2 separate regions of the Mus musculus genome follow, and region 1 is linked to region 2. The links are chromatin loops, found by intact Hi-C in ENCODE. Cell type or tissue: left cerebral cortex. All regions are shown on one strand. Each heading gives the region's core, and the rest is flanking DNA. Links, peaks and the distances in the headings are about the cores only. Region 1 overlaps Ptprc (protein tyrosine phosphatase, receptor type, C). Region 2 overlaps Crb1 (crumbs family member 1, photoreceptor morphogenesis associated).

Region 1 (15,893 bases), core at 2,705-10,704, 1.1 Mb before region 2:
AAGTAGGAATCAGTTTGAGTGGAAATGACATTTCAAAGGACATATTTGGGCTTTAAATATCATCTATTCCACCACCAACCTCCCTTCCAAAACAAAAGGAAAGAAAGAGAACCCCGTGGATCCCATGAGGGGATTTAAGTCTGTCTGCTTTGCAAGGACAGAAGAGTGGGAGCAGAATAGAGGAAATAATACTTACTCTGGGTACTAGCCTAAAAAGAAGAGGGAGTGTTTTGAAGATTTGGAATGTATATCTGCATAACTTCCCTCCATGAGCCCAAAGGCTGTACAAAAGTGGGACCAGTGGATAAACACAAAAGAGGCAGCCAGAGCAGCATGCACGCTTTCTCTTCTTAGTGTGGCAATATCAGTGGGCATCAATAAAAATGGAGGATTGCATCTACTATGTCCATTCTATAAATGGTATAAATGGTATATTCTACCCTAGAATGGTAATTCTAGGTATATGATCTGGTCTGTAATGACAAAGGAGTTCTGATCAATGTTACATAAACTGTGCACGGTAGCATAGCCATGTAATCCCAGTTAGAGTCACAATTTCAAAACCAGACTGGGCTGCAGAGTGAATCCAAGGCCAGATTGGGCAACTTGGTAATATTGTGTCTCGAGGGAAAAACATACAAGGTAAGAGTTCTGAAGTGGAGAGCATTTGACTACCATGTGAGAACGTCTGGGATCCTTCTCCAGTAATACACACACACACACACAAACACACACACACACACACACACACACACACACACACACACACACACACACACACAAATAGAGAACTAAGAAAAAATGAGGGAACTATCAGAAGTGGTCCTTCTTGCTTCCATCCACTGATGGAACACAGAGTGTAAACAACTCACTGAAATCCTATCACAATCAGACAATGCCAGTGTCACTTGGCCAACAGTTGTTTTTAATTTAGCCATCTCAGTAAGCCATACAAGGCAGCCATTCTTCTCTGTATTTTCTATGTAATTAAGCAGGGGACAAACATAGCATATGAGGGCATATTAGACTTGAAGTAGGATGTATTTAAAAATAATTGCCCTAGTTCTTTCTATCAGCATTATGTTAAAATATTGGTTGTGTTAGCATTGCATCTTGACTCTATAGAATAAAAGAATGGCTGCCTACCTCTAGAAAATAATCACAGCGATTTATGCTCACTGGCCAGCAGAATACCCTGCCAGTGTCTATTGAGATGGAGTTCAGATTGTGGGAAAGGAAACTAAAAGCCAGAGAGCCCATGCCTTTCGGCTGTCTTTCCATCTCATGAGACCTATGAGTGTATAAGCTATACCAAGGCTCAGAGAGTGGCAACATACATTTTCTCAGGCTTCCCTCATTCAAATGGACATCAAAGAAATACAAGACAGACAGACAGCAGGATACACCACAGAGCAACAAAGTACAAACAGAAACAACACAAGAGCAAGAGGAATTGGAACTAGCTCTAACTCAGGACCTCAGAACTGGGACACATTGTGTCTGGAAACAAAGAGCAGGAGAAAAAAAATCAGGCATTCAAAGTCAGAAAGAGGGAGGGAGGTGGGGGCAACTAAGAGACACTGTCTAAAATCTTTTGTAAATCAAATATTATAATTCATATACCATTCAAAAATGGTGGAATAATATTTCCAAGTGATGACAGAGATACAGGAGTCAAGGTAGGAACAAAATAGTAGTCTCGGTGACTGTAGGCATATAGTGCAATTAAACATTCAACCCTAGCTTTCCCAATCTGCTTAAATCATAAATTAAAAATAAGGACAGTGTTAGCCTGCAAAATACAACTGAGGACAAAACCAGAAGATGTTTAATGAATGAAGGCACTTTAAGATCAGATAGTAAAAAAAAATTTTAATACAGAAACAATGTCTACCTATCTTCTGAACCCAGATAATTGTCCCTCACACTATCAAATACAGCTTTCTGTTTGTGATTATATTTGAGTACTAATAACATGCGTGCAACACTAATAAACATCATGTGCTTTCGCTCTTTTATATTTGGCTAAAAGTATCATGTTATCAATTTCAATTATGTTAATTAACTAAGTAAGCAAGGAAGAGGAAAGTAAAGACTGAAACCCTGGACGAAGTGGAACACAGCGAAACCTTCACAACTGGGAGAGGAAAGCTGGGGGCTCCTGAGTTCAAGAGCATCCTTAGATCAGAGCAAATTCCAGACAAGTCTTAGCTGCACAAGATTCTCAGTGAACAAAAGTGAAAGTAAATCCAGGTGGCCATGTGAGAAAAATTGTTTCCCATTTTTGTTTTCTTGTCTTATAATAAATGCCTTCAATTTAAGGGTGAGTAGGTAGGGGAGCAGGGTGGGCGGAGGATATAGGGAACTTTTGGGATAGCATTTGAAATGTAAATAAAGAAAATATCTAATAAAAAATAAAAATAAAAGGGTAAGAACATAGATGGGTAGTTCCTGTGTGGTTATGGCAACACTAATGTGTAGTAATGGCAACATCAGAGTCTTTGAACTGGATGCAGATGTTTTCAAATGATCCATGTTCAAGGCAAAAAAAGTTGAGGGGGAAGATTGTGAGTTTGAGGCCATCTTGGGCTATGGTGAGAGGCTTTCTTGAAAACCATCATCACCTCAAAATTCTATCCAACCACCATCAGAGAAGCTTCCTCCTGCAGGAGATGGAACAAAAGCAGAGACTCACATGCAGACATTACAACACAGAGAGCTTGGAGCACACAGTCCTAAATAAGATGTTTCCACCCATTCCTTCCCATTAGACCACAGAAGAGGAGGCAGAAAAAGTGTAAGAGCCAAACTGGATGAAGGACACCAGGATAATAAGGCCTTCCAAATCAACTGAGACAGGTCATGTGAACTCACAGAGACTAAAGCATCAGGCTCAGGGCCTGCATGGGCCTGTACCCAATTCTCTGCATATATATAAATTACAGCATTCAGTTTAGTGTTTTTATGGGACTCCTGAGTGTGTGGACAATTGGGTCTCTGACTCTTGTGCCTTCCTTTGGGCTCGTTGCCTTCTGTTGTTTGCTTGTCCAACTTTGATATGAAGAATCTTGATTTACCTTAGTGAATTTTATTTGGTTACATTTTGTTGTTATCACTTAGAAGACTGCTCTTTTCTAATGAGAGACAGAAAAGGAGTGGATCCCGATGGGAGGGGAGATGGGGAGGAACTGGGAGGAGAAGAGGGAGGAAAAACTTTAATCCAGATATGTTGTATGAGAAAAGACATTATTTTTAATAAAATGGGGAAATATTTTTTTAAAAATCATCATTGTTGCAGTCATCACCATCATCACCATCATCTCCTCCTCCCCCTTCTCCTCCTCCCCCTCCCCCTTCTCCTCCTCCCCCTCCCCCTGCTCCTCCTCCCCCTCCCCCTTCTCCTCCTCCTCCTCCCCCTGCTCCTCCTCCTCCTGCCCCTGCTCGTCCTCCTCCTGTTCCTGCGCCTCCTCTTCCTCTTGTTCCTCCTGCTCCTCCTCTTGCTCCCCCTGCTCCTCCTCCCCCTCCTCCTCCCCCTTCTCCTCCTCCTCCTCCCCCTTCTCCTCCTCCCCCTTCTCCTCCTCCCCCTCCTCAAAGTGCTCATCATCCCTTGACATTCTCCAAGGTACCCCAGCATAGGAACACAACAGGACTGTGGAGGCCACATCTTAACACATCCCAGATTATATCAATGATGTGCATCTGTGTATGTGTATATGCCTTGGTATAATCAGCACTGTAATAGTCACTGATATAAAACACAAATCCTGTAGTTGTATCATTAGTGGGCTGACAACCAGGTTCACAGCACAAACTCTGTACAAAAATGAGACTGTAGGCGGCCACAACACGACCTGTGTGCTTGTTATTTTCTTACGTTGGAGTAGAGATTTGGGTAGAAGAGGAAGCATTGCTGGTGGCGATATTTCCCCACCCACTCACTCGTCTGAGACAGTTCCCAGGATAGACCTAATTTTAGACTTAGAATATCTATTTTAGTCTTCGGTGGCTATCTATTTTCCATTTTTTTTTATCCAGAAGTGTAAACCTGATGTTGAAAATATGTGCCAGGTAGCAAAAAGTATCTAACTGTACTAATTAACATTTTACTATGTATGATTTTATAACTCTTTACTTCCTCTGAAATAGAGTAAGATCATAGTGAACGGATTATATAGAGGCACCCACACGTGTTGGCACCCGTGCTAAAATGCTTTACTGTTTTCAGGGCCAAGAATAAAAGTCACTATTTCCAGTAAATACTAGGTGTATGACACGGTGCTGAGTGATGTTTTATGAAATATTAGGTGCTGAATGAGGTTAAATTATACTTTATATAACATTACAGCAATTCGGTAAAGCAGATAACACGCTCTTCTTACTTAGAGATAAATATCATAAACAAATAGGTGCAAATCTAGAGAATGTAAAGTTTAAACTTAACTGACAATCTGTCTGATATAAAAAGGCTTATTTAACTGCACTGTGATAAGAAAAAAATTAATATTAAAGTCAGTATTTGTGCTGAACAGCTAGGAAAGAATTAACAATGATCAGAATACCTTATATGCACCATCAAAATGGGACCCAGAGGATGACACAGTGAAAGGCAGTAGTGTTTTCCTGCATTGTGTTTTGTAGGAGAGAAGATCTAGTCATGCTTTAAACTAGGTATGCAACCTGAGCCACCCTCCAACTTACAATGCTCCTCCTGCCACAGTCTTCCAAGTGATAGGGTTATAGCCATGTACTCTCACACCCCCAAAAACATTATCATTAAAAATGAAACAGTTAGCCAGGTACTCTACATAAGACACACATACACAATTGCATTCTGCTGTAAAGAAGAGTAAGTCACAACATTCACAGGAAATTAGATCAAATTATAATGTTCAATGAAATAAGCTAGCCTTGGGAAGATGTATATCACATGTTTTGTTCTTATGTGGAGCTGTAGCTCTCTCTCTCTCTGTGGTGTGTGTGTGTGTGTGTAACTTATAAAAGGCATAAAATAAAATGTGGCTGATGAGATGGAAGAAAGAACTCTAAGAGGAGAAGGGAAATAATAAAAGGCTAATGGACCGTATAAGGCATGAAAGCAGAAGGAATGGCTCTTAGGGGAGGAAGAGGGCCTGAAGGGGAGGAAAGGGGGCAGCGCTCTGGGGGAAGGACAAAGAACAATGCATACGTATAAAAATGTCCACAATCACACTCACCACTGTGAACGCTAACTAAAATGCTGGTAAAAGTGAAAATTGTTAGACGGTGACAGTACAAAAGGAAAATTTTCATTGTTTACAGGGAAAGGACACATAACGAGAAGCCTGAAGCATACTGGAATGAGGAGAGCAGCTTGGCTTGACTGCCCAGACCCTCTCAGAGAGAAAAATAGAAAAACAATAATAGAAAAACATAGAAAAAATTAAAAAATAGAAAAACAAGTTTGAATATGTCCTTATTAGTATTTTCAAGATTTCAAAACAAATAAAACGATGGCGTGTGTGTGTGTGTGTGTGTGTGTGTGTGTGTGTGTGTGTGTGTGGTGTTAGCTTAAACAAAAAATAAACAGAAAATGAGAGCTACATTGTGGGACATCTACCACCAAACTGTTATCAGTCTCATGAAGAGTATCAAATGTCTCCCCCAAGATTGCACCCAGTCCTCCAATCTCCCCAGAGCAGCGGATAATCAAAGCCAAGGTTGATAAATGCCCAACTAATTTTTTCTCATCTCTCAGTCATGAAAGTGCTGAACAGAAACACTTGGCGCGCTTTCAAAATCATTACAGTACAGGCATAATGGGAAAAGCAAGAGAGAGGCAGCTTTCCTCCGGAGAGGTTTTCGGTGTGCTGTTCGGCTGCTGTTTGCAAAAGCTAAAGGCTCGCTCGCAGCAGTGCCTCTACTGCCCTTGTGGTTTCTTCTCCTCGCACACTTCTGTTTTTCTCATTCTAAGTCTTTATAGGAAAGGAAGAGGCGCAGCTCATGCGGTTAAGCACAGAAGAGCTTCCAAATGGTGCAACCGGTTGCCATAGCACCAGCATAATCAGCCCTATCTCGGGGTAAAACCGCAACTTCTCTAGCTCATGTTGAAGCCGCCTGGCTGCACACTTTAACTGCTACGAAATACCGAATTTCAGGTTGACTTGACTTTGCTCTAGTGAAATCGTATTTCAACAACGAGGCTAACTTTGTATAATGATTGGTTTGATTTCAGAGGCACTTCCCTTTGCAAGGTAACTTACAAATGATACTTTAATGTCAAAATATTAAATCCCATCTTATATTTAAAAATACAAACAGGAATTGTGTAATGAAACTCGGACTGAACATATTACAATAAGAAAAGTCTAATAGAAAATGGAACATGTTCCTTTCCATTCAAGATTATGAAATGATCAAAGATAATCAGGCAGGATTTTTTTCCATATTTGTGAAGAATCCTCTGTTATAATGTACTAAAATAATACCTACCAGTAGGAAGTACAGTATCACCATCTTTGGGAGCCAATGAGCTAAACTACTTAAGTTGGATAACTTCCTAAATGTTACACCTGATAGTACCATGAAAGCAAGGCCTGAAGGAGAGATGCATGCTGGTCTTTCCTCTGCCTGGGCATATCAACGGACAGTCATTTGCCCTGTGTTGGAAACATTTTTCCATGGTGAGGATTTTTACTAACACTCTTACATGTTGATTACCTTATTGTTCCATGATAAAGAAAAATATGAAAATAGCCTGCCGATGTTCATAAACAATATTGGGGTTGTGAGATATCGCCTATTTAGTTGCTTAAGAAAAACTCATCTTGGGCCAGTTCTTCAGGCTTTCTGTCAGCAGAAAGGATATTGTCTGTCTGAAATAAAATAAGTAGCATGCTGAATCCTGACACCTGTTGTAATATTTCAGGCGGCCTGCATCTTACCTCGATTTCACTGATTTTCAACCTGTGGGTCATGACCGCTGGAGGAGTCTCATATCAGATATTCTACTTACCAGATATTTACATTACAATTGATAACAGTAGCAAAATTATAGCTATGAAGTAGTAACAGAAATCGTTTTTATGGTTGGGGGTCACGATACCATGAGGAACTGTATTAAAGGGGTCACAACATTAAGAAGCTTGAGAACCACTGATTTAAGTGTTACAAAAACCATCCTTCCTCCAGGAAGTCTATTCAAGGTCTGCCTGGGTCTAGGGCTGCAATTCAGTTGTACTAGCCCTTACCTAACATCAAGGAGGCCCTGAGATGAAGCCCCAGAAGAGCCAGAATCAGATGTAGTCGCTTCTTCCTATAACCCCAGTAATCAGGAAGTGGAAACAAAAGACTCAGAAGTTTCAGGCCATCCTCATACTTGGCTACACAGACAATGCAGGGCCTCAGGCGACGCTGTAAAAATTAAAAATCCCCAAACACCTACTTGGATCTAGATTTCCTACTCAGGGCTCCTAGACCTCCAATTCTCAGACATTCGTTTTATTTGTTCGTGGGTCTGAGACAGGGTCTCATGTAGCCTAAGCTTCATGGTTGCTTATGGTTATCAAACTCATTGTGCAGCCAAGATGACCTTCAATTTATAATCCTTCTTTCCCTGCTTCTGTCATGCTGGTGCTGGCATTACCAACACTCACCCCCATATTGGACTCCTGTGATGTTGGGAATCAAATGTAAAGCTTTATACGTGCTAGGCAAGCACACTACAAACTGAGCTACATTTGTCGCTCTGGAAGTCATTCATAAGGGTTGAGAGACTTTCCCTTTTACTAGGTGTCTATGCTACTTAAGTTTAGGCTCTAGATTAGCAGTGCTCAACCTGTGGGTGGCAACCCTTTGGAGATCGAACAATCCTTTCACAGGGGTAGCCTAAGACCATCGGGAAACAGGGATATTTACATTATAATTCATAACAGTAACAAAATTACAGTTATGAAGTAGCAACAGAAATAATCTTATGATGGGGGGTTACCTAACATGCGGATCTGTAATAAACGGTCATAGCCTTGTTTGATGAATGGCATTCCTCTTGGGTTATTAAATGAGAAAGGAAGACATAGGTGGCTTAAGTAATCTGTTTCATAACAGACTAAGCAACAGCACCAAACCTAAATCCCAGGTCATACAGAATCCAAAGAACCTGATTTCCACAAAACTCTATAATGTTTCACTTAGTAATAGAAGATCCTCAAGTTTGGAACAAAGTTCTTGAACTCCTGAAGTCTGAGGCCTGTTACTTCCTTGTTCTTGTCTGCCTTCTCAGGCATCCTCCCATACACACACACACACACACATACACACACACACACACACACACACACACACACACACACACACACATGGCAGCATCAACCAAACTCTAAAGAGTCCTGATATGTGTCTTTCCTATTAAAATATTTTCAGAAGCAACTTCTCAGTGTATGCCCAGGAGTGGTATTGCTGGGTCCTCAGGTAGTACTATGTCCACTCTTCTGAGGAACCACCAAACTGATTTCCAGAGTGGTTGTACCAGCTTTCAATCCCACCAGCAATGGAGGAGTGTTCCTCTTTCTCCACATCCTCGTCAGCATCTGCTATCACCTGAGTTTTTTTATCTTAGCCATTCTGATTTGTGTGAGGTGGAATATCAGGGTGTTGTTTTGATTTGCATTGCTCCAACATGTAAGAATGACACATGCTTCACTATGTTCATAGCAGCCTTATTTATAATAGTCAAAAGCTGGAAAGAACCCAGATGTTCTTCAACAGAGGAATGGATACAAAAAAAAATATATATGGTACATTTACACAATGGAGTACTACTCAGCTATTAAAAACAATGAATTCATGGAGTTCATGAACAATGAACGATGAATTCATCAAGTTAGGCAAACAGATGGAACTAGAAAATATCATCCTGAGTGAAGTCAGTCACAAAAGAACACACATGTTATGGACTCATTGATAAGTGGACATTAGCCCAGAAGTTCAGAATACCCAAGATACAATTCATAGACCATATGGAGCTCAAGAAGAAGGAAGATTACAGTGTGAATACTTTGGTCCTTCTTTAAAGAGGGATCAAAATATCCATGGGAGCAGATATAGAGACAAAGTTTGGAGCAGAAACTGAAGGAAAGGTCATCTAGTGACTGTCCTACCTGGGGATCCATCCTATGTACAGTTACCAAACCCAGATACTACTGTGTATGCCAACAAGTGCTTGCTGACAGGAGCCTGATATAGCTGTCTCCTGAGAGACTCTGCCAGTGCCTGACAAATACAGAAGTGGAGGCTCACAACCATCCATTGGACTGAGCACAGAGTCACCAATGGAGGAGCTAGAGAAAGGATCCAAGAAGCTGAAGGGGTTTGCAGCCCCATAGGAGGAACAATAATATGAACCAACCAGTACCCCCAGAGCTCCCAGGGACTAAACCACCAACCAAAGAGTACAAAAGGAGGGACTCAAGGCTTCAGCTGCGTACTAGTAGAGGATGGCCTTGTGGAACATCAATGAGAGGAGAGGCACTTGGCCTTGTGAAGGTTCAATGCTCTAGTGTAGGGGAATGCCAGGACAGGGAAGCAGGAGTGGGTAGGTTAGTGAGCAGGGGATGGAGGGGTGGGATGGGGGGGGGATTCGGAGGGAAAATGAGGAAAGGGGATAAAATTTGAAATATAAATAAAGAAGATATCTAATAAAAAATTAAAATATTTTCAGGAGCAAATTCTGACATTCCTTGCTACCTACTTTAGTTCATCTTCAGATACCAAAAGGTTACGATATCTACTTGCTTTGATGATACCATCCTGGGAGGCTGTTTGAGGGCCTCCGCAAGTAGGAACTCAACAATCCTTAGAAATTCTTACTGATTCTTGCAGCATTCTGCCTTCTCCAAATGTGTCTCTGAAAGAAGCTGGCACAGTCAGAATTCTTTATGCCCCACACAGTGTCAGGCTTATGAAAGAAAACTACTAAGTAGTTCTGATGTAACTTAGGTGTGTGCCTTTAGTCATGTAGCACTAATATTGCAGCAACGGTTTGTTGAAACACTGTGAGAAAGAGCATGTGTGGACTCTCCTTCTATCAGATACAGCTACGTTCTCTCTTGACATTTTCATGCACTTCTGAATTTCCATATATATCTACACTTACATTCAAGCAATGGAGAACAAAATGCCAAGTGATACCCCCAAACATCAGTACCTGTGTGGAGAGATGAACTGGACTTTGTAGTGTGTGCAACTAACCTGATTTTGACCCCCAAACTGAGACAATCAGGATCCTGTGGAAGTTTAAAACCCAGCAATCTCAACCTTATTACTGAATACATATACCCAGGAAACGGAATCAACATGCCTTGTACCCATCTGAGCATCCGTGCTCTTTGCAACGCTGCTGACAGTAGCCAGGAAATGGAAACTTGAGTGTCCATCAGCCTATGTGATAACACAGAAAGTGAGTTATACCATGGAAGAATGCTATTCAGGCATAAAAAGATGGAATCCCGCCTTGGGTAAAAGCATGGATCAAGTCTGAGGATGTGAGTAAGTGAAGTGAACTAGGAAAGACAGGCCAATCCTTCCTAATCTCCCTTATATGTGGAATCTAAAATGCTTGACATACGATACAGTGAGGGATGTGGTTATGAGCTACCAGTGGGAAGATGGGAGAGGCAGAAGGAAGACACTTCACAGTATACAAAGCCACGGGTAAACAGGACAGCAGAGAGATTAGAGTTTGAAATAGAACTCAAGTGAACTAGAAAAGTGTTTTGATTATTCTGATTGAGGTGCTGAAGACGTTCGTGGCCCCGATTTAATCAATGCTATATAATGCATGTATCAAATCACCATGCCATATCCATAAATTTATACACGTATTATGAATTAAGAATAAAATAAGTAATATTTGAGTTTTTTCGTCCATAGACCTAAGATCACAATGTCTAGTATGGATGCGGGTTATTATTTAGAGGAACACTAAGAGAGGGTGTTACATTACAGAGGGCACTTAATAATTATATATTAATAATCATTAATAAGATTTGAATAAGGTTTCTGAAAAATTCTTCTAATTTTAATTTCCTCAGGTTGAACAAAACTGCAGACAACCTGAGTGGTATTCCCAGATTATAGTACACACTGTGCCCTGAGGCCTGAACACACTTATCATATTCAGTGTTGTATGCTATCACATACCTTTTGTGTGTCCCCTCGTTCCATGGAAGGCTTTAAAGAAATGCTATCAAAAATGACACTGATGAGTGGCAACAGAGGCATCAGTCCTCCAAGCTACCTGATCTTTAAGTCACATGTAAATCCATCTCCCAGCAGTTGGACTTACTACCCTCAGGAAGGCACTTCTGAATCCCAGGCCCCCTGGATGTCCTCAGAGCAATGCCAGGCCAGGTAGACTCTGGAACTGTTTCCTGGAGGTCATCATGGAACCTTCCCCACCTACTGACACTTGCCAGCCACTGGCTTCTTATGCTGGATAATGGTCTAGTAACATTTTCACAGTTGAGTGGGAAAAGTGAAGACCTCTTGGTGGGTTCGTACTTACTAATCATCCTTCTGATTTGCTGAGGCATTTTCAAATGCCAAAGGACACTTAATGTTTATGTTGATGGTATCATAAGAGAGCTGCAGGAAAACTTCAGAAGCATGCCTCCTTCAGGCATCCTGGTACCCAGGACCAACCTTCCCCATCAATGTCAGTGTAGACTCGTCTGAGAGAATGAAACAGCATAGCAACTGCTTGTCCTTCAGAGTCATCTGGAGGGTAACCTAGGCATAATTGCTCACTCTCTGTCTATTTCGATTCATGTCTTTGTTCACCACAGCATCCACATGTGAATCCCAAATCCCACCCACAGCCGTGGTCTGAGGTGTCACTAAAGGAAGAGTGGTGTTCTTGTCACTGGGCACTTCTGACACCCTGTTTCCAGCCTCCTCCACTTGCTCTTTCAAATGAAATCAGCAGTTTACACAGAAATTCCCCCACCTGGGGAAGCAGTTTGGCAGTAGACTTAATAAAGCTGTTCATTAAGAAAGAGGACCTTTACCTTCCTTTAGAAATAATAAAATCTATGGGGGGGACGACACATCCTTTGACCACAGGGGTGGAATGTTCCTGAGCTGAAGCACAAGAGAGGCTGAGTGAGGAGGATGGAGAGGATGAGTCGGCCTGTGCTCCATAGCAAAAGCCTGTCTCAAAAATGAAAGGAAAGGTGAGGGAAATGAGGAGGAAGGAAGAAAGCAGGAAGAGAAAAGAAGGAGTGGGGGAAAAAGCTGGGATTCTGTTCAAATTAAATTTTTGGCAGTGCTATTTCATGTAACTCACTGATATGGAAAGACATCTTGTGTGTGGTATATGACAATAGAGATCAAGTTCTTAGCACAGTCCACCCTTTCAGGACATAAAATAACCGATTCAGGTGAGAATTTTTAGGGAGATTCTTATGAAGAACTCATGGACTTTTTTCTTTTCCTCAACATGTTGTCTCATGATAATCCTAACTAGATGTTTCCAAGTAAGAAGGGAATCTAGTTAGATTCTTCTTGTTAATGATATTTGATGAGTACTGTGTGCTTTTTGAAGAATAAAAGCTTTACGTTAGCCGTGAAGTAAAGGCAGTTTACAAGGTAAAGCTGTGGGTTACTATTTCATAAGGTGTCAGAGACTGAGAAATGCTTTAGAAATATCAAGGATGACTCTGAAATATTATATTCAATCTTTAATCACTGACATTTGGGCTTCTAATTCCAGACATATTTTAGTTATAACAAATGAAATTCATGTTATTTGGCTACTGATGACTTTTTAATTAAGTAACTCCAGTCTTGAAAATGTAGTCTAGCAATTTAGCTTATAAGATAAGATACATTTTGTGAGTTAAAGATAGAAGCTTTGATGTAGCCACTTGGAGAACACACGTAATCATATCAGCATTAACTGCCATTTACTGTTTATAAATGATGTACATTGAACTCATCTATCCTGATTACTTAAATTGCTATAATACATTTATCACTTTAATTATTAATTAATCCTGGTTATTTCTATAAAAATTATTTGAAGCCATATTTTATCTGTGTATTTTTTAATAAAGTGCTTCATACAACTGGGACTAAAAATCAGGGTACCCTTATATTTTGCCCTTAGAGCACGAATTGTGTACAATAGCCACTGTTTGAAGATGCCTACATAGCAAATAGCCATATTTTAATAAACTGGAATGTTTTTTCTACTGAGTCCACTAACTGCAAAGACTGGTGACACATTCACGCACATAGAAGATGAAATGGCAGAATTAAGTAAGTGAGCAACAGGACTGTGTGGAACCTCCAACAACAAAAGTGATGGCAGTTAGTGATGAGAATCTGAAAAGATGTAGTTAGTGTCTATTGATTTGCTGGGTGCTAACCTGTGGGCGTAATCTGCTGAAGTGTAAGTGTATTAAACTCACATGAATATGCTGTCCTTTCCCATAACATTTTGCCACTCTCTGCAAGTTCTATTACTAAATTACAAATGTTTAGCCCTCCTCCTATCCCCCCTGCCCAGTCTATTGTTTTTTCCAGGTTACTGTTTCTATAATAGATATTCTATGAGACTATAGACTGTTTAGATTACAGTGAGCTGGGACACTTAAGCTTTAGTCCAGACTGTCTCTTAACACTGCTTGGACTAGATCCTAACAGCATGTTTTCCTTTATATCTGAGCACTGGGTAGCTGAAGAAAGCCTATCTTGCCATCATGTGGTGACCATCAGAGATAGATTCCATAGAGAACCAGCCACCACTCAGCCCCTCCAGGATGACAGTGATTGTCAAGGCCAGGAAGACAAACCGAAAGCAGGATGCAACCACTTACAGAAAGGTGTCACAAACATCTGCTGGAAAGTTGTTTTGTAAAAAATTGTGTACTCATTAATACTCGTGAGTGCACACCGTAATGCACATTCAACTACTGTCATTGCCTGGTGTGGGAGGTGGATGATTCATTGTGCTCAGGCAAACACACACCAAGAGTCATTGTATAGTGTGGGTGTGGACCACTCACTGTATTCGTGGAGCAGTAGAGCAGAAAGTGTGTGTGTACGAGTTTCAGGGTGGTTGTGAACATACAGCAATATGTTAGTAATATGAACTTATGCAATCCTAAGAAGCACATTAGTGTTGATAACAAAGTGATCCTGAAATTTATTTACAATTACCATCCATGTTCAAGGAATAACTTAAACATCCAGTGGCATAAGTTAGACTTGGACTTATGTTGGTATGTTTTACATTCTTAGGACCCACGTCCTCTAATCCCACACTATCTGAAGGGCATCACCTACACTACTGCTTTATTTGTTTACTATACCAACATAAATTCAAGAATATTCCAAACATCTACTAGGAACTCAAAGGTTCAAGGTTATGGAAAGCAAGGTCATTCAGTTAAAAAAAAAAAAAAAAAGCATGGGATTCAAACAGAAACCCTAAGTTAGTTTGCAGTGTTGTACCACTGATGGTTATTTCTAACAAATGTGCATTTTGATAAACATTGCTATCAGCAGAAACTGAGCAGACAGAGTGTGGGGAATCTACACCCTCTGGAGCGTTTCTATAATCTAACGTTATTTCCAAATTACAGGTTGACATTTTCTGGTTTTTTTTTGATGTGTGTTTGTTAACACTTTGAAGAAATCTCAACAACAATTTCTTTTCCACCCTTTGAACTAACTTCTTTGCAATTGGGAATTTCCCTAGAACGTTAAGGTCATGCTTGTACCCATGGCCCATCATTATATTAACCATAAACATGGTGGGGGCTGAGATTGCAGAAGACAGCATGTCACATACCAGCAATTAAGGAATGAGAAAATCTCTGGACAAAAGCACAATGATGCAGCCTCTTCTATCCTCCACACTCAAGACTGCTTTATAAAATCCCCCATTCACTACTTTGAGTTTATCTTTGGTGGTATTAGAAACTCTGCCATCCTCTTTATGGCTAGTCAATGCTGATTACTTGACTATGGAGATGGGATAGAGGCTCTCTGCTGGGTCCTGAACTGAGGAAGTGGCTTGAGGCCAAAGAGGCTTTGTCGGGTTTTAGAAAAGAAAATGAAATTCTGGTGACAAAAGGCCTCCAGGCACAGCTGAAAAGTCTGCCTGGCAGCAGTGGGCTGCCGGGAAGTAGATGAACATCTGGGGTTTGTGGAAAGGGGAAGTCAGGAGTATAAGGTTAGATGTGAGGCTGTGGATCAAGAGGTCATGAGATGGTTTAGTGTTATGAAAAAGTTTCTGCTACAATTAGCAGGTGAAATAAAAAGAACTTATAGATTAAACTCTAAGGAATTTATTATCTCACAAATCTGGGTTAATTTCATCCTAACCCATAACATTCAACCTAAGATTCCATCTTTATGTTTGTTCTGACATCTATAGGGTAATGGTCTAGCCACTAACTTGATCTTAAAATGACTGTCACATTCTCAAAGAATATTCACAGAGAAGGGCCATCTGTCTAGTCTGGGGATTTGTCTGTTTTCAAGATGAAGGAACAGTTTTCCCAAGATGTTTTAGTATCTCATTAGTCTGAGCAATAGCACCTCTAAAAAAAAATAACACACTCATCAGAATTGATCCTGTCTAATCAGAACCTAAGGTCGGGTTTCAAGAAAATACTAAGACCCCATCAAGAATTTCACAATAGAGAAAGACACAAGTTGTTAGCCTTCATAACTGGAGGTTTGCTTAGCAAGAAAAAGAAAGCTGTGGAGTATGGCAACCCCAGAGACGACTGTCAAAATGCAGGTAGCCAAGTCAGAGTTGCAGCAATGAAAGTAGACATGGGCATGTTCAAAGAAAAAAATAATAGCACTTTACACCTTAAAACAGCCTTAGGGATAATGTAATGGTG
Region 2 (15,893 bases), core at 3,235-11,234:
TTAATTAACAAAATGAATAGAGTAACATAACATACATGACTATTATTTATTAATTTTTATGTATATAAATTTAATATCCATATGTGTAAACTTAATAAAATGAATTAAACAAAGCATGTGTATTTATTTATAAATACTGTAAATACAATAAATTTCTACCAAAACATTTAAATGCAATGATTATAATTCTGAATATCAATGAAATATTAGGGGAAGGAGAAAATGAATCTCTTGTTCACTGTTGGTGAGAAAGTAAGTTGAATGGCTAATGTGGTAGTTCCCTGAAAAATTAAAAATAGAAGTGGGGGAGGTGGCTTAGTGGGTAAAATTCCTTGCCTCTCAAGTCTGGTGACCTTTCATCTGTCCCTGAAGCTCATGATAAAATGGAGAACCAAGTCCAAAAAGTTTTTCTGACCTTCACATGTATACTAAAGTGTACATGTGTGTATACACATATATACACACACACACACTTAATAATAAATGAAAAGCATGATTATCATATGTAAAGTTATGAGTGATATTTGAGTTTCTTCCTTGTTACTTGGTATCCAATTTTCAAACTTCCTGGGTTCTCCAAAGCTGTAATGTTTTGGAAGATAAAGGGTTGACTCGGAACTAGTAACTTTAGGATGGAGAAAGCTCACTAGAATGCTTAAGGTAGAACAGAATACGAAGGCACCCAGCTTGTGTTTACAGTTGATGACTTGTTTGCTGGTAAGGCAAAATGCCCACACCTTCCGGGGTCACATAGTTATCGTTTGCTGATCACTGTAGTATAGGAACAGAGAAAAGGTCTATTGTGGGTTTTTGTTTTGTTTTGTTTTTTGTTTTTTTCTTTTGTTTTTGTTTTTGTTTTTTCGAGACAGGGTTTCTCTTTATAGCTCTGGCTGTCCTGGAGCTCACTTTGTAGACCAGGCTGGCCTTGAACTGAGAAATCTGCCTGCCTCTGCCTTCCGAGTGCTGGGATTAAAGGCGTGTGCCACCACGCCTGGCTGTTTTTTTGTTTTTTGTTTTGCCTTAAAATCCAACAATCCCTCTTCTCTCTAGACAACGCAATGAGAAAAAGCATGGTTTTTAAGAGTTGGGAAGTTTGGGGTGTCACTCAATGGTTTAGTGCTTGCCTTTCAGTTTTGTGGAACAGAAGGAACAAAAGAGATGGGGAAGAGAGGTATTTTTTACATCAGGGTTAATGACTGCATCATCTGTAATAGGGAAAATATGGGAGCAATCCAAATGTCCACTGATGGATAGATAAATTTCATATATGTGTATGTGTGCATTCTAGCTAATATTAATCTTTAAAAAGGGACATTTTGTCACATAGTACAGTATGGATCAATCCTGATGCTATTATGCTAAAAGAAACAAAGCAGCCACACAATCAAATGATAAATACTATATGATTTCCCCTATATAAGGTCCATAAGTAACTTGGCAGAGCCAGAGGAGAATAGTGCTTTCCTGGAGATGAGGAAAGGGAGGAATGTGCAGACTCTCAGCTGTGCTAGATGAAGATCTTGGACGATTGGCCATACAATATGAGCAGGCCTAACGTTACTGAATGGTACAATTACTGGCTAAGAAGTTAAATCTTATATGTATTTAACAGGACAATTTAAAAAGATAAAAGATGAGAAAACCCATTTTCAAACATGCAACAGGTAATGCCTCAAAGTTGGATTATTCCTGAGCTATAAACACGATTTGCTACTAGATTTGACAATAGCACATATCAGTACATATAACAACAACAACGTAATCCTTTTAGTAGATGTTAAGAATCATTGACATGGAATTTGGTCCCATTTCTAGAAAACGAAATTCTCTCAAAATAAATAGTGGTCTCAATACTCAGCCTTCTTGATAGAGGGCATCTGTTTCTTTCCAATGTGTTCTTGCTGATGATGGGCAGGAACCTAACACGGGTTCTTTATCCTGACATGCAATCCCATTTACGTGCACCCTGAGAGCTGGTCAATTTTGTAAGTGTGTAATAAAACTGCTAACATGGAAAAAAGCTATCTGCACACTAAATGTAACATTAAAAGGTTTTCTGCAACATTAAAAGCTGAGTCACTTTCCTATTAGAATATTATTAGATCATTTTGCCCCTCTCACAAGGTAAGCACATGTGAAGATGAGAAAATGGAGTCTTGGTACAGTCAAGTCCATACATCTGCTAAGTGGTAGAACCCTCGCTGTGTTCTTTGTGGATTCCACCTTGGTCATGAGACATCAAGACGCTCCAAGCTTTTTTTTTTTTTTTTTAATTACGTATTTTCCTCAATTACATTTCCAATGCTAGCCCAAAAGTCCCCCATGCCCTCCCCCCCACTCCCCTACCCACCCATTCCCACTTTTTGGCCCTGGCATTCCCCTGTACTGGGGCATATAAAGTTTGCAAGTCCAATGGGCCTCTCTTTCCAGTGATGGCCGACTAGGCCATCTTTTGATACATAGGCAGCTAGAGTCAAGAGCTCCGGGGTACTGGTTAGTTCATAATGTTGTTGCACCTGCAGGGTTACAGATCTCTTTAGCTCCTTGGATACTTTCTCTAGCTCCTCCATTGGGAGCCCTGTGATCCATCCAATAGCTGACTGTGAGCATCCACTTATGTGTTTGCTAGGCTCCGGCCTAGTCTCACAAGAGACAGCAAGCTTTATCAAACTAGATATTATACTTCATAAAACAGTGTGGAGGATGTAAAAATAAATGGTTATAATATGCTATGTGATAAAAGCAGGAGGCTTTTCAGTTTCAACATGTGCATGTGTATGGGAATGGGAAAGATGCATGCAGAGAGAAATTAATAAAGACGGGGTGGGGGGCGGGGAGGGAGGAATGGAAGAAAGATACATTGCAATTCTGGGGCTCAAAACAGTATTACTTTTCTTTGTGCTTTCTGCAGTTTCTACATTTTCAACAGTGATATTTACTGTGTTTTATATAATAGTATAATGTATATTATATGTAAAATGTAAACACAGGGCTTCTTAGTCTCTGAGATAGAAAAGAAGTGAATGCCGGGTGTGTAGCTAAGAAATCTTGTATATGAAAATGGGCAGTGGTTTTATTGTCTTCATGGTTCACGCTTTGGAGTAAAAAGGCAGATTACACTCTGTAGATAACACTGAAATTTCAAAGGTTCAGGTGCTTGGGGGCTATGTTTTTGGGTATATCTTTGTTTATTTCTTCATTCTGAACATGTTTTTTTGCTTATGCTCAAATTCTCTTGACCCTTTATGAAGAGAAGGCTCCGAAGGATCTACCGCCATCTAGCGGTGATTCTAGTTACCTGCATAGCTTTTATTCCTTGCTTAGTAATTAGTCTACTGGATAGCAATAGCCGTTTGCTTATTTATTATGTAGCAGAAGTTTCACTGAACCGTCTGCTTTATTCACTTTATACTCATACATTGTAGACAAATTTTATCAGTTCACCATTTTTTTCCCATTTACTGGAACTAATAACATGTTTCTAACTAGTAAACCATGACAAAAGCAAGCAGACTCCACATCTGTGTTTGTGCCACACAGACCACAACTCCTGAGAATATGCTCTGATGACTTTTCTCACATTGCTTTTTTTGGAAAACATTTCTTAAGGAATTCAAACATTCCCTCAAACTCACCAAAGGGCTTTGAAGTGGAACTTGCTGGTGACACCTGCAGAGAATCCCACAGTCATGGCTACTCCTTTATCTCAGCTACTCAAATCATGGTGAGGTGGAGAACACAGCTAAGCCAAGTCCCACAGAAACTGTGAGAGAGACACTAACTGCCATTTTAAGCTGAAGTGTTTTGGGACACACTGTTATAAAGAATGTATACATAGAAGTAAGTATAAGAAAAATGGCATAGTAACCTCTATTCTACAGACCCATTAATAATCGAATCAAGCATATAGAGTGGTAGGCAGAAAGGTCAGAGTTTAAACTCAGATGTTTGTTTTCCAAAACTGTATTCTTACCATCTCTGCATGCCTTTCATCTTGCTTAAACATTTACCATGAGCCACAACTGAAAAAGCTCTAGGGCTACAAATAGAAAAGCAAATCAAAATGATTCTGAGATTCTACTGTGCACCCATCAGAATGGCTAAGATCAAAAACGCAAGGCACAGCACACGCTGGCGAGGCTGTGGAGCAAGGGAAATGCTCCTCTTCTACTGGTGGGAGTGCAAACTTATACAGCTATTCTGAAATTAATTTTGTGGTTTCTCAGAAAATTGGAAGTAGTTCTACCTCAAGACCCAGCTATACCACTCCCGGGCGTATACCCAAAAGATGCTCCAGCATCCCACAAGGCTGCTTGCTCACCTATGCTTATGATAGCCTTGTTCATAATAGCCAGAGACTGAGAATAACCCAGATGTCCCTCAACTGAAGAATGGATAAATAAAATGTGGTTCATTTACTAAATGGAACACTACTCAGCCATTAAAAACAAGGATATGAACTTCACAGGCAAATAGAAAATATCGTCCTGAGTGAGGTAACCCCCAAAGGACACGCTTTGTATGTACTCACGTATAAGTGAATATTAGCCATAAAACACAAGATGACCATATTATAATCAAATAGACCCAAGGAAGCCAAAAAACAAGGAGGGCCCAAAGATGGATGGTTGAATCTATTTCAGAAGGGGGAAAAATAGATATTGGAGGTCAATGGGAGGAGGGAACTGGTTAGGAGAGAAGATGGAGAGCAGAGCACAGCAGGGATGGCCTGGATCAGAAGTGGGGAAAGCAGTGGAGAGAGAAGGGAAAGCAGTGTTGGGAGTAGGGAGGAATCTCTAGGATATGTGGGAAACTGGGATTGGTAGGCGCCACAGAGGGTATTTGGGGGCAACTCTAGCTGAGACTCCTAGCAGTGGGGGGACATGGATCCGAAAGTGCCCACTTCCTCTAGCCAGACAGGACTCCCAATAGAGGGATTTGGAGAGTAAATCACCCACAAAACCTTTGACACAAAATGTGTCCTGCCTACAAGAAGGGAAGAGACAAAGACAGAGCAGAGAATGAGGGAATAGCTAACCAATAACTGCCCAAATTGAGACTCATTACATGGGCAAGAACCAAATTTCTGACACTATTAATGATATTATGTTATGCTTACATTCAGGAACTCAGCATAACTGTCCTCTGAGAGGCCCCACCCAGCAGCCAAGGGAAAGAGAGGCAGAGACCCACAGCCAAACATTAGATGGAGCTCCGGGAGTCTTGTGGAAAAGTTGGGGGAAGGATTGAAGGACCTGAAGGGGACAGAGACTGCACAGGAAGACCTTCAGAGTTAACTAATCTGGACCCTTGGGGGGTTCCCAGAGACTGAATCACCAAGCAAAGACAAGCACGAGCTGGACCTAGGACCCCTGCACATACGTAGCAGATGAGCAGCTTGGTCTTCATGTGGGTCCCCAACAACTAGAGCAGGGACCGACCGTCCCTGAGTCTATTGCCTGCCTGCCTGTGGATCCCGTAAAGGTCCCTCTTGTTTGGCCTCAGTGGAAGAGGATGTGCTTAGTCCTTCAGTGACTTAATGTGCGGGGTGTGTGTGTGTGTGTGTGTGTGTGTGTGTGTGTGTGTGTGCGTGTAGTGTTGGGGGCTAACACGCAGAGGGGAGCTCCCTCTTTGCAAAGGAAAAGATGAAAGTGGAATGGGGGAGGGATCTGCATCAGGGCGCACTGGGAGGTGAGGGGTGCTGATATTGGGATAAAAAGTGAATAAATAAATTTAATAAAAAAGCCTAATGGTTGTATGATATTTGAAAACTTGTTGGCTTGAGGTCCTAACATAGTAAGAGCCTTCAATGGAATAATGCATAATTATCAAGTATAATATATTGTTCAAGGTAAAGACATTATGGAAACTTAAAAGAATATAGAGTATATAACACTGATAATTTTCTCTACAATGTTGGTTTGAACATATATTTTATGGTCTTACCTCTTTTGTTTACATTTTTTTCCTTACAAGCTTTTTACTCCAGAACTTTTAAATATATTCAAAATCAACTAAAATCCAGACAATACTGGATCTCAAAGCTTAGAAAAATCATGTTAAAGGAAAACTTTGTCCATATAAATAGATTTTTATCATATGTTATCATATCTACTTTCTGCCATGTCCTGAAAGGATCTCCTTTACCAAAGGGTCAAAGCATAGTGGTTCTGCACACTGGCTCCTGGGTCAGTGTAGACCATCACCTGACACAGATGTGTATTGTCTTAGAATTGTGAAGACAAAAATTGACAACACAGAGGGGGTTCTACCACTTAGCAGATGTATGGACTTGGCTGTACCAAGACTCCATTTTCTCATGTTTTAAAATACATTAATGGACAATGATGAAATGAAAGAATGGTTTTACTAGATACTGTTACACTTGTTTTAAAATTATTTCAATGCTAGTTTTGTATTATTTTAGGTTTTTCTGTGTTCACTTTTAATAACATGTGGTCTTAATTTTATAAAATTATTTCAATAGGGTTAAATAATTTTCATACATAAAAATGACTACTTTTTATGCAAATGAACAAGCATTTAAGAATATATGTCAATGGTACTTGATGACTTTAGAATACTTACAATTCAAAGCAGATTTGACAGCATTTCTAAGAAAACACGGGTATATATTAATAATAATGTTTACCTTAATGATGATGCCATCAAAAAGAAAACATGATTCATAAGGCTTAAAATTAATTTCCAATTTCCCAAGGAGAAAGAAGCTGATGAGGATTTGAACTCAGTCTGTTACAGAAACATCTGGCTTGTTCCTTTGAGAGACTTTGCCTCACTGATGTCCTTTATCAAAGATCCTGAACAAATATAAGTAGATTTTAAAGGTCTATTTTACTTTGATACATAAAAATATTTATTATACACATGTAGATATTTAAAATACTTAGTATATAATCATCATCAGTTATTTGAACTAAAAGATCAGCATAAAGGCAAAGTTTTAAACATAAATTAAATTTATTTAATGGCCAAGCATGGAGGGTTATGCCTTAAATCACAGCACTTAAGAAAAAAAGATAAAAGAAACAAAGAAGTCAGATCAATAGCTAACTGTTAGGATAATTTGAGATCAATCAAAAGAAAACCTAAATGTAATCTGCTATATAATAACAGCCTTTATTACATATAAGGAATAAGTCCACAGAAAGACATTTCTAGGGCTTTTGGATATGCACCCAACAGCCTCTGGAGAGGGGCTAAAGTGACCTGGGGTAAACCAAGGAAGATTTTTAATTAGAACAGGATAAGTGACTCATTCATGGGAGGGTGAAGTGGATGTTAGTCCTACCAGTTCAGAATAAGATCTTGACCACATTTTTTGATCCAAATTTGAAGCAAGCTTTAATTAAAAACTGAGCAGGATGATGGACTTTGGCTAGGCCCATTCTATAGTTTACAGAAAATGGTAACGAGTCACATTTTGCAGAGGTTTATAAAGGCAAACCCATAAGGCATTGTATTTCCCATCAGGTCCAATGAAGAGCAAGCTGAAGTCTTCATTTTATCTCCAAAATAGGCCATTACTCTTATGCTGACTTGTTGAAGTCAAGATATATAACTGGCCACAATCTCTCATAGTTCATTCAGGAATTCTTCCCTTGCTCCCTGTACATATTCTCTTTTAAAAGCTCTTCCAAGGCCCTCACCTGATACCTAGTTTGGATTATTAACACTTCTCTATATTATCTCACAACCCGGTAACCTTCCTTCAGGTTCTGTTTTACAAATCTTGCTTCTAACTTATACTAAGTAAGCATTTTCAAATGCAGTATACATGTTTTAAAATCAATATTAGTTGGGTATCATGACACAGACCTGAAATTCCAGCAACTGGTAAGGTGAAGTAGGGAGGTTGAAAGTCTCAGGTCACCTTTGATGACATAGTTAATCCATGTCTAAAAAAATTGAATTAAATCAAAAATAAAACATTCAACTTTACCTTAAAAAATGAACAGTGAATGAGACATGTAGACTGAATATGGATTTCTAAGAACAGCAATATACAAGGGATCAGGGAGTCTCTGCAATGTGACAAGCAAGATACCAGTATTGTAGATGACAAGAAAAGAAAGTACTGGAGGGATAGTGTTATCAGTGGTGATAAATGTCATGACAACTCAAACTTAAGAACTGAAAAGATCTTTGCAATTAGAATGTCTCCTCTGATCTTGAAAAAGTCAGTTTTAATGGAATGCTGAAGACGGAAAATGAACCGTGATGAGGTAGACTGTCGGGCTGGAATGAGGATGAGTGTTGTAGAGGCAGCAGGGGTCCAGTTTGCTTCTATTCTCCTGAGTTAAGTGTGTTGCACATAAAATTTATTTCTGTTCAATATATACATGTAGACACTGTAAAGCTACTACAACCACAATTAAGATATGGAAAATTCCTTCTTCCTGTGTCCCGGGTTCTTTCATTCTCTTGGTCGTAAATGTAGGAGCTCATATCCCAGGTCACAGAAATCTTTCACTTCACTATTTCCAGGCTCTGATAATATATCTTTGCTGTTGCACATGTCAGAAGCTCAGATTTCTCATTGCTGAGAGTGCTTTGCTGTAAGAATGTGGAACGGTTTGCTCACTTGCATACTGAGGAAAACTCCTACCAGAGTTTTTGAATAAAGCAGTGATACTAGTGCACCTACAGGTTTGAGGCAAGCAGACTTTCATTGTTTTGAGTAAATATCTAGGAAGTAAGAATGGTACTTGTGGTTTTAAGAGTCGGTTTGTTTTAAGAAAAACCTGTCAATCTGTTTTCTCGTCACACCATCACTGGCAAAGAAGACAGTTGCTCAACAGAAAAACTTGGATGCTGTCAATTATAACCGGCCATAGCTATAATAATTGATAATATATTTATTCTCATGTAGTAGTATCTTGTTGCATTAGGCATGTTCTCTAGAGAACCACAGTCAAGAGAATATATGCAACAAAAGGCGTATTTTTTAAATTGACTCCTACTCTAACAATGGCCGTGTGTGGGAATTTTACAGCTGCTCAGTTCTGCAACTAGATTCCAGTCGTCCCATTGTAGCACTGAAAGCCTGGAGCTCCCTGGACAGTGACTGACATGGAGCTCACGTTTGACAAAACTAGAGTCTGGTGCTCATGAAAGGTGATAGCACCAATAGCAGACACACTCAGGAATAAGCAAAAGTGAGGAGGAACTGTGTATTTGTCATCAGACCCTTTACATCTGAGCGCCATTGCAAGGAACACACACACACACACACACACACACACACACACACACCACATACACCCTGAAGTAGTAAGGTTAGCATACACTCCAGGTAGAAGAAGTCATGCATGTACATGTGAATGTGTGTATGTCTGTATGTGCTCCATGAATGTGGCATGCAGGGATGTGTGTCCATGCATTGTTCATAAGTGGACCAGAAAAGGACAATACTCCTCTTCCCCTGTTGATCTTGGCTTTTTTACATTGGTTTCTTATTTAATCAGAAACTTGCTGCTTTGGTTTAATTTGCTGACCAGTGAGTGTCTAGGATTTGCCTATCCCCATTCCCCAGATCTGGGATTACAGCCAAGAGTATCTGTTCCTGGTATTTTACACAGATGCTGGATGTTTGAACGCAAAACCCTTACACTTGCAGAGAAAGCATGCTTGCTCAACATACTATTTTGCCATCTCCAAGTGTCATATTTAGACTTAACCATTATACATACTTGTCAGAGTTACTTTTCTACTACTGTGATAAAAGAGGCAACTTATCAAAGAAAGCATTGAATTTGTCTTATAGTCCATGATAAGGAGCAAAGGAACTGCTGAGAGTTCACATTATAATCCACAACCAACAAGGCAGACAGAAAATACTGAGTGTCTTTTGAAACCCTAGTGACACACCTTCTCCAACAAGTCCATTCCTTCTAATCCTTTCCAAACAGTTCTACCAGCTGGGGGCAAAGTAACCAATAGATAAGCCTATGGGATCATTCTCCCTTAAACTTCAGTACCTTTCTTTGTGACTTATCATAGGAATGCATTTAGTATTAGTGTCTCATGAACACACTACAGGCATTAAGTTCCCTAATGAATTCACCTCAGCTCTACCTCAGATCTTTCTGCTTTATGTTCTTCAGTCTTACCTTGAGAATGACACAGTGGAGCAGATTGCTTCATAGTAAAGCATATCACAGATTGCCCTCACGATGATTATTTGTTAAACCTAAGCCTCATCTTTCTAAAAAGTGTAGCCTTCATAAAAAGGGAAATAAGCTCAAACCTTAATTAAGAAATTAATGCAAAGCTGATTGTCTCTGTATTAACTGTTTACTCTTACTTTCCAGGTATAAATATGAAAATCGTCTTTCAATATTCTCTGACCAAACTCTTTACCATGTATACCAAATATTAAAAGCTCTAGTAACAATAAATTAGTCCCCCAAACACAAAGTATCTTGAAACCTAGCTGGCCTTAGGTCATAGAAGCGATATAATCTGATAGAGTGCTTAACTAGCCTCTTGGGATACACATAGGCACATTTAGATGCATGCAGCCCTCTGATGAAATCAAACTAAACTGGCACTGGGAAGGCTGCTGTAGGAAGACATCCTGGGATGTCGCAGGCTGAGGAAGGTAATGGTTCTTGACAAAATGCTGGCCCAGTGTCATTCACTCATTCAACCCACCTGTCTGTACATAACTTCACAGACTATCGTTCTGAGCAGACAGCTTGGCTCCTAGCTATTCCTCTTAAATAATCTCTGAGCCTTCAGTTTTTGCCTGCTTTGTTAACTTTTCTGGATTCACCTGTATTACTAGCTCCCTGTAGATGACCGACTACATTTCAAAACTCAGTACTATCACCCTCAGCCTGTACCACAATGGGAAAGAAAGGAACACTCAATCTCTTTGCTCTCCTGCATTGCTTTTCCATGTTCTGACTGGAGGAAGCAGTCACACAGGATTCCTTTATGTTGGAACAGCAATATCCTGCTTTACACAAGGCAAGGCAGTGATTTGATATTACTCACAGAATAAACAGTTCATACCAGCTCTCTGTCTCTGTCTCTCTGTCTCTCTGTCTCTCTGTCTCTCTCTCTGTAGGTGTGTGTGTGTGTGTGTGTGTGTGTGTGTGTGTGTGAATTGATACCATAACAGAAACACTGTTAACTTGAGGCCTTGAGAAAGGAGGCTTGAAATACAAAGGAATCCTGGATTTCTTGAAAATTAAAGCACAGAGGATGGCCAATTTATCATGTATTCTATATGTAACAATGGTATAGGAGTTCAAAGAATCTCAGTACAAAAATGATGTATTTAAGGAGTTTAAATACTAATTACCTTCAATTGATCATTATACACTATATGCACAGGCTGATAAACACACTGTACCCATTTATATGTACAATAATTATGTGTCAATTAAAATAAATGGAGGTGAAGTAAAATTGCCATTGAACTATTTATCCAGTATTTTTCTCATTTTCTGCTTACAACTTTATTTCCAGGTAGCTCACTAAAAATATTTATTATACATTTTTAGTGTATATCACATGATCTAGGTAGCCCACCAAAGGCATGCATGCAAAGTGAGAAAATAAGTCTGCTTCTTAATAATTTGTTTCTTTCTTTTGAGTACAGAAAAATGTCAGAACCCCAGATAGCTTCAGATGTGATGTGTACCGTTTTCAGCAGCTTCGTCAGTTCAGAACTTCCTGTTGAAAATTTATTTCATTCAACAATGAACAATGTTGGATTATATAACATTACGAGGCAACTTTCAATGAAAGGATAGAATTTCCTTTCAAATACTCTTTACTGCTGCGCATGCTCTGAAGACATCCACTAACAGCTGCGCTTCAATTCCAGCTTCTCTTGGAAACTGTAACCCCGGGTAGCTATTTAACCTCTGGGAGATAATTTTCCTTCTCTGTATGAGGATGGTATTAGCAACTCCATCCCAGGGCTCACCAAAAAATCTAAATGATGCAAGTAGTGCTCCTTGCTGACCTAGCAAGTGTTATTTCTCTAGAAGCTTAGGCACTAACCCAGGCATACACCATGGAACTATGACTTGGAGATAACCACCCTCCTTTTAGCCAATTATGTTTGCCTCTCTGGTGTAAAATGTGATTTTTTTTTTTTTTTTGAATGGGTTATACCCCTGCAGGATGAAAATAGTATCTCCATTCAGGAGAAATGGAGATGGACAGCTCCTCTTGTAGGATATTAGAAATAGTATCCCTGTGTTAGAACAACTGTAACAAAATGTGATCAGGAAATACTTCTTGAAAGAGACGGGCAATAACCAAGGAAGGCATTGAAGTTGGGGCTGGAGAGATGACTCAGCATGACTCTCAGCATGACTCGGCAGTTAAGAGTTGCTTGATGCCCTTCTAGAGGCTGCCTCCCAAACCACCTATCACTGCAGCCTAGGGAGGTCTCATGCATGCTTCTGGCCAGCATAGACAGCTATATGCTTACGACACACACTCACATAAACACACAAATAGAAAATACTGAAATTTGAAAAGGAAACTGCTCCAAAACTATCAAAGTCATAAGGATTTCCTGACAAAATTAATAAGTATAGAACTGGTTTACATTATAATTATGTACATTAATAGATGATTATAGCTTATCAGGCAGTATGAATATAAGTATTTTCATCATATTTATAGTATATAAGGTATTATCGATTTCCATGACTCAAACCATACATTTTGTGGAAATTTAAAGAAAGTAGTTTTTTTTTTTTTTGATTTATCGAAACAGGGTGTCTCTGTATAGCCTTGGCTGTCCTGGAACTCACTCTGTAGACCAGGCTGGCCTGGAACTCAGAAATCCATCTGCCTCTGCCTCCCAAGTGCTGGGATTAAAGGTGTGTGCCACCACTGCCTGGCTTCTTATTTTTTTGTTTTGTTTTGTTTTGTTTCTTTGTCTTTTGTTTTTTAGGCTAAGTACATCTTATGTGCAGTAGGATTTAGAGGTTGTTGTTCAGATGATGATTGTGGATATTGAGAAAAATATTAATGGGAGCAACTTGATATGTTTGTGTTTGTTGTATTTTTAGAGACTTATACTGTGCATTTTATAGAGTTAAGATGTTTGGAAATTGAATGGAAAAACAGAGGAATTTGACAGCCTTTATCAAGTCTTTATTCTTAGTCATGAAAAAAGACTGTGTGATTGGCTATGATGTAATATGATGTACTAATCTATTCTAATTAAACTTCTCAAATCACACTGCATGAAATGTGAATTAGGGTGGTCATTTAAGCTATCTGCCCATTTCTTTTGTTGTTGCTTTAAGCATTTTATGGTTCAAATTCTTTCAATTATAGATCTTTTCTTGTAAAAATAGTATAATTTTTCCACATTGGGTTCAGATGTTTTAATTACTTTTATTTATTTTTTTTTTACAGTCCAGTTTCTGCCCACCTCCTGGTCTGCCCTCCTACAGATATTCATCTCATTCCTCCTCCCCCTTGTCTTCAAGAGGATGTCCCCCCACGCCCCCTTGCCAGGCCTCCTCACTCCCCAGAGCCTCAAGTCTCCCATTGAGGCCAGATCAGGCAGTCCTCTGCTATGTGTGTGTCAGGGATGGGAGGGGAGGGGACTCAGACCAGGTCATGTATGCTGCCTAATTGAAAGCTCAGTGTCTGAGAGATATCAGGGGTCTGGGTTAGTTGAGACTGCTGGTCTTCCTATGGGGCCACCCTTATTCTCAGCTTTTTCTAGCCTTTCTCTAATTCAACCACAGGGGTCCCCAACTTCAGTCTAATGGTTAGATGTAGGTATCTGCCTCTGTCTCAGTCAGCTGCTTGTTGAGCCTCTCAGAGGACAGCCATGCTAGGCCCCTATCTTTAAGCACACCACAGCATCAGTAATAGTGTCAGGTCTTAGAGCCTCCCCTTGAGATGAATCCCAAGTTGGGCTGTTCACTGGACTGCCTTTCTCTCAGTCTCTTCTCCATTTTTGCCCCTGCAGTTCTTTTGGACAGGAACAATTCTGAGTCAGAGTTTTTGACTTTGGGATGGCAACCCCATCTCTCTACTTGATGTGCTGTCTTTCTACTGGAGGTGGACTCTACAAGTCCCCTCTCCCCACTGTTGGGCATTTCATCTAAGGTCCCTCCCTTTGAGTTCTAAGAGTCTCTCACCTCCCAGGTCTCTGGTACTTTCTAGAGGGTCCCCCTACCTCTGACCCCCAACCCCTGAAGTTGCATATGTCCATTCATTCTGCTGGCTCTCAGGGCTTCTCTCCTATCTCCCCCGTCCCCATACCTGATCATGTTTCTCTTTTCCCTTCCCACTCCCCTCTCCCACCCAAGTCCCTCCCTCCCTCAAATTTTAAATAAGGAATTTCTTATTCTTTGAAAAAACAGACCACTTTTCAAGTATTAAATGAAGCTTGAGAGAGATAAATTAAATTTAGAGGACCTAAATTTGCAAAGGAAAACTGCAAACAGCCTGGCTATGCAATCTTAAACTCACTTAGAAATAGCAGGCACAGTTCTCTCACACTGCTGTTGCTAGGCTCCTGAATGTGCGCTTTAATTGTAATTTTTACCCCCCCCCCTTTCAATCTGCCTGTACTTTCAACTTGAAAGAAAATTTCCCTTATAGATATATTCATAAAACTAAGGACATATCATAGAAGAGATACATAATCTGATATTCTGCTGGCTGATTTGACCCTACTGATGGTGTTTGCGGGAAACAAGATCTACCATTCACTGACTAGTCTCCCATCAGATTCTAAGGTTAGAAACACCTACATTTGCAGCACAGTTCCCTAAATTGGGTTCTGTTAAGACAGCTCCAGAGATAAAATTCCAAACCTGCAATTTTGCCTTTTCATTGCCAATAGAATTCAATTTCTTTTCAAGGACAGCTTCTGTGGTCCACTGAAGATGCCCCCACTCTCTGTCCAGTTTTGTAAGTCTCATTGAGTTATGGAATATTTAAGTTATATTTCATTACCAGCTCTCTGTGATTATGTCAGTTAGGTAGGTGTAGTTTTATATTTCATGTTTTATAAAATAACAGTTCCATCAAACAATGTTACATTCCTCTTTCCTCTTAGGGTGCCAGTTATCCTTTTTTGGCATACAACAACACTTTTATCAGAATTTGGGAAATGAATCTTCAGCAACAGTAACAAGAGAAGCCATTGTTATGACAGTTGGGTTCAAAAAGCCATAACTCCAAATATCAGCACAAAATGTACTGGTCTCCATTGGAATTTTTTCAAAGATTCAATAAACATTTGTAATCCAGTCAGTTTTTAGTTATATTACTTTTATATCATGGTGGCAAATAATTCTGTTTTTTACTGACTGTCCCATTTCTTTAGCGATCAGATCATGTTCAGGAATAACTATTGAGACATAAACGCCATGGAAAACACATTTTAAGAGTTAGCATCAAAGAATCAGCTTCTATTTAACAACAGACTTACCCCAACTGCACTTATTACAATCTTTTTAACCTGCAGGTTTTCTTCCCCAGCCAGGCCTCTGCTCAACAGTGATATTTGGAAGGATTGTCCTCACTTGCAAGTAGGAAATTGTGAATGTGTTTATGCCCATGTGTTGTATGGGTATAAGCATATGTGGGTATGTACAAGTATTAGATAGACATCTCCGTGTCATATTACACCACACACACACACACACACACACACACACACACACACACACACATGCACATTTGGTCTTTTATATCTATGAATTCCACATTCCTGGTTCAACAACCTCAGATCAACAATATGCTGAAAAAGTTCTGTATTTAATAAGTACAGACTTCTTTCTGATCATTTCCTTACAACACAGCAATATTTATTTTCATAGCACCAGACTGCGATTGTTATTATTGGTGACCTGGAAATGGTTTAACTA

Evidence for each region. A loop is a pair of places that touch in the nucleus more often than their neighbours do. Peaks named below come from ENCODE experiments on the same cell type or tissue, not always from the same donor. Only the 100,000 strongest peaks of a DNase experiment are listed, where the experiment ranks them.
Region 1: a loop joins it to region 2, with 4 times the contacts of the local background. A loop is called at or near these places in 6 of 42 quality-filtered maps.

What each region holds. Positions count from the first base shown.
Region 1 is chr1:138,130,614-138,146,506 of GRCm38, forward strand. The region is part of intron 1 of Ptprc (protein tyrosine phosphatase, receptor type, C); the gene reads right to left. Among named protein-coding and RNA genes, the nearest start is that of Ptprc, 37 kb to the right of the region's middle. In left cerebral cortex, for the core only: a CTCF peak has its summit at 6,081; DNase peaks (open chromatin) are centred at 3,928 and 5,991; H3K4me3 peaks cover 718 bases; H3K27ac peaks cover 600 bases.
Region 2 is chr1:139,264,755-139,280,647 of GRCm38, forward strand. All of the region lies in intron 5 of Crb1 (crumbs family member 1, photoreceptor morphogenesis associated), which reads right to left. Among named protein-coding and RNA genes, the nearest start is that of Crb1, 100 kb to the right of the region's middle. In left cerebral cortex, for the core only: a CTCF peak has its summit at 3,291 (motif pointing left); a DNase peak (open chromatin) is centred at 3,279.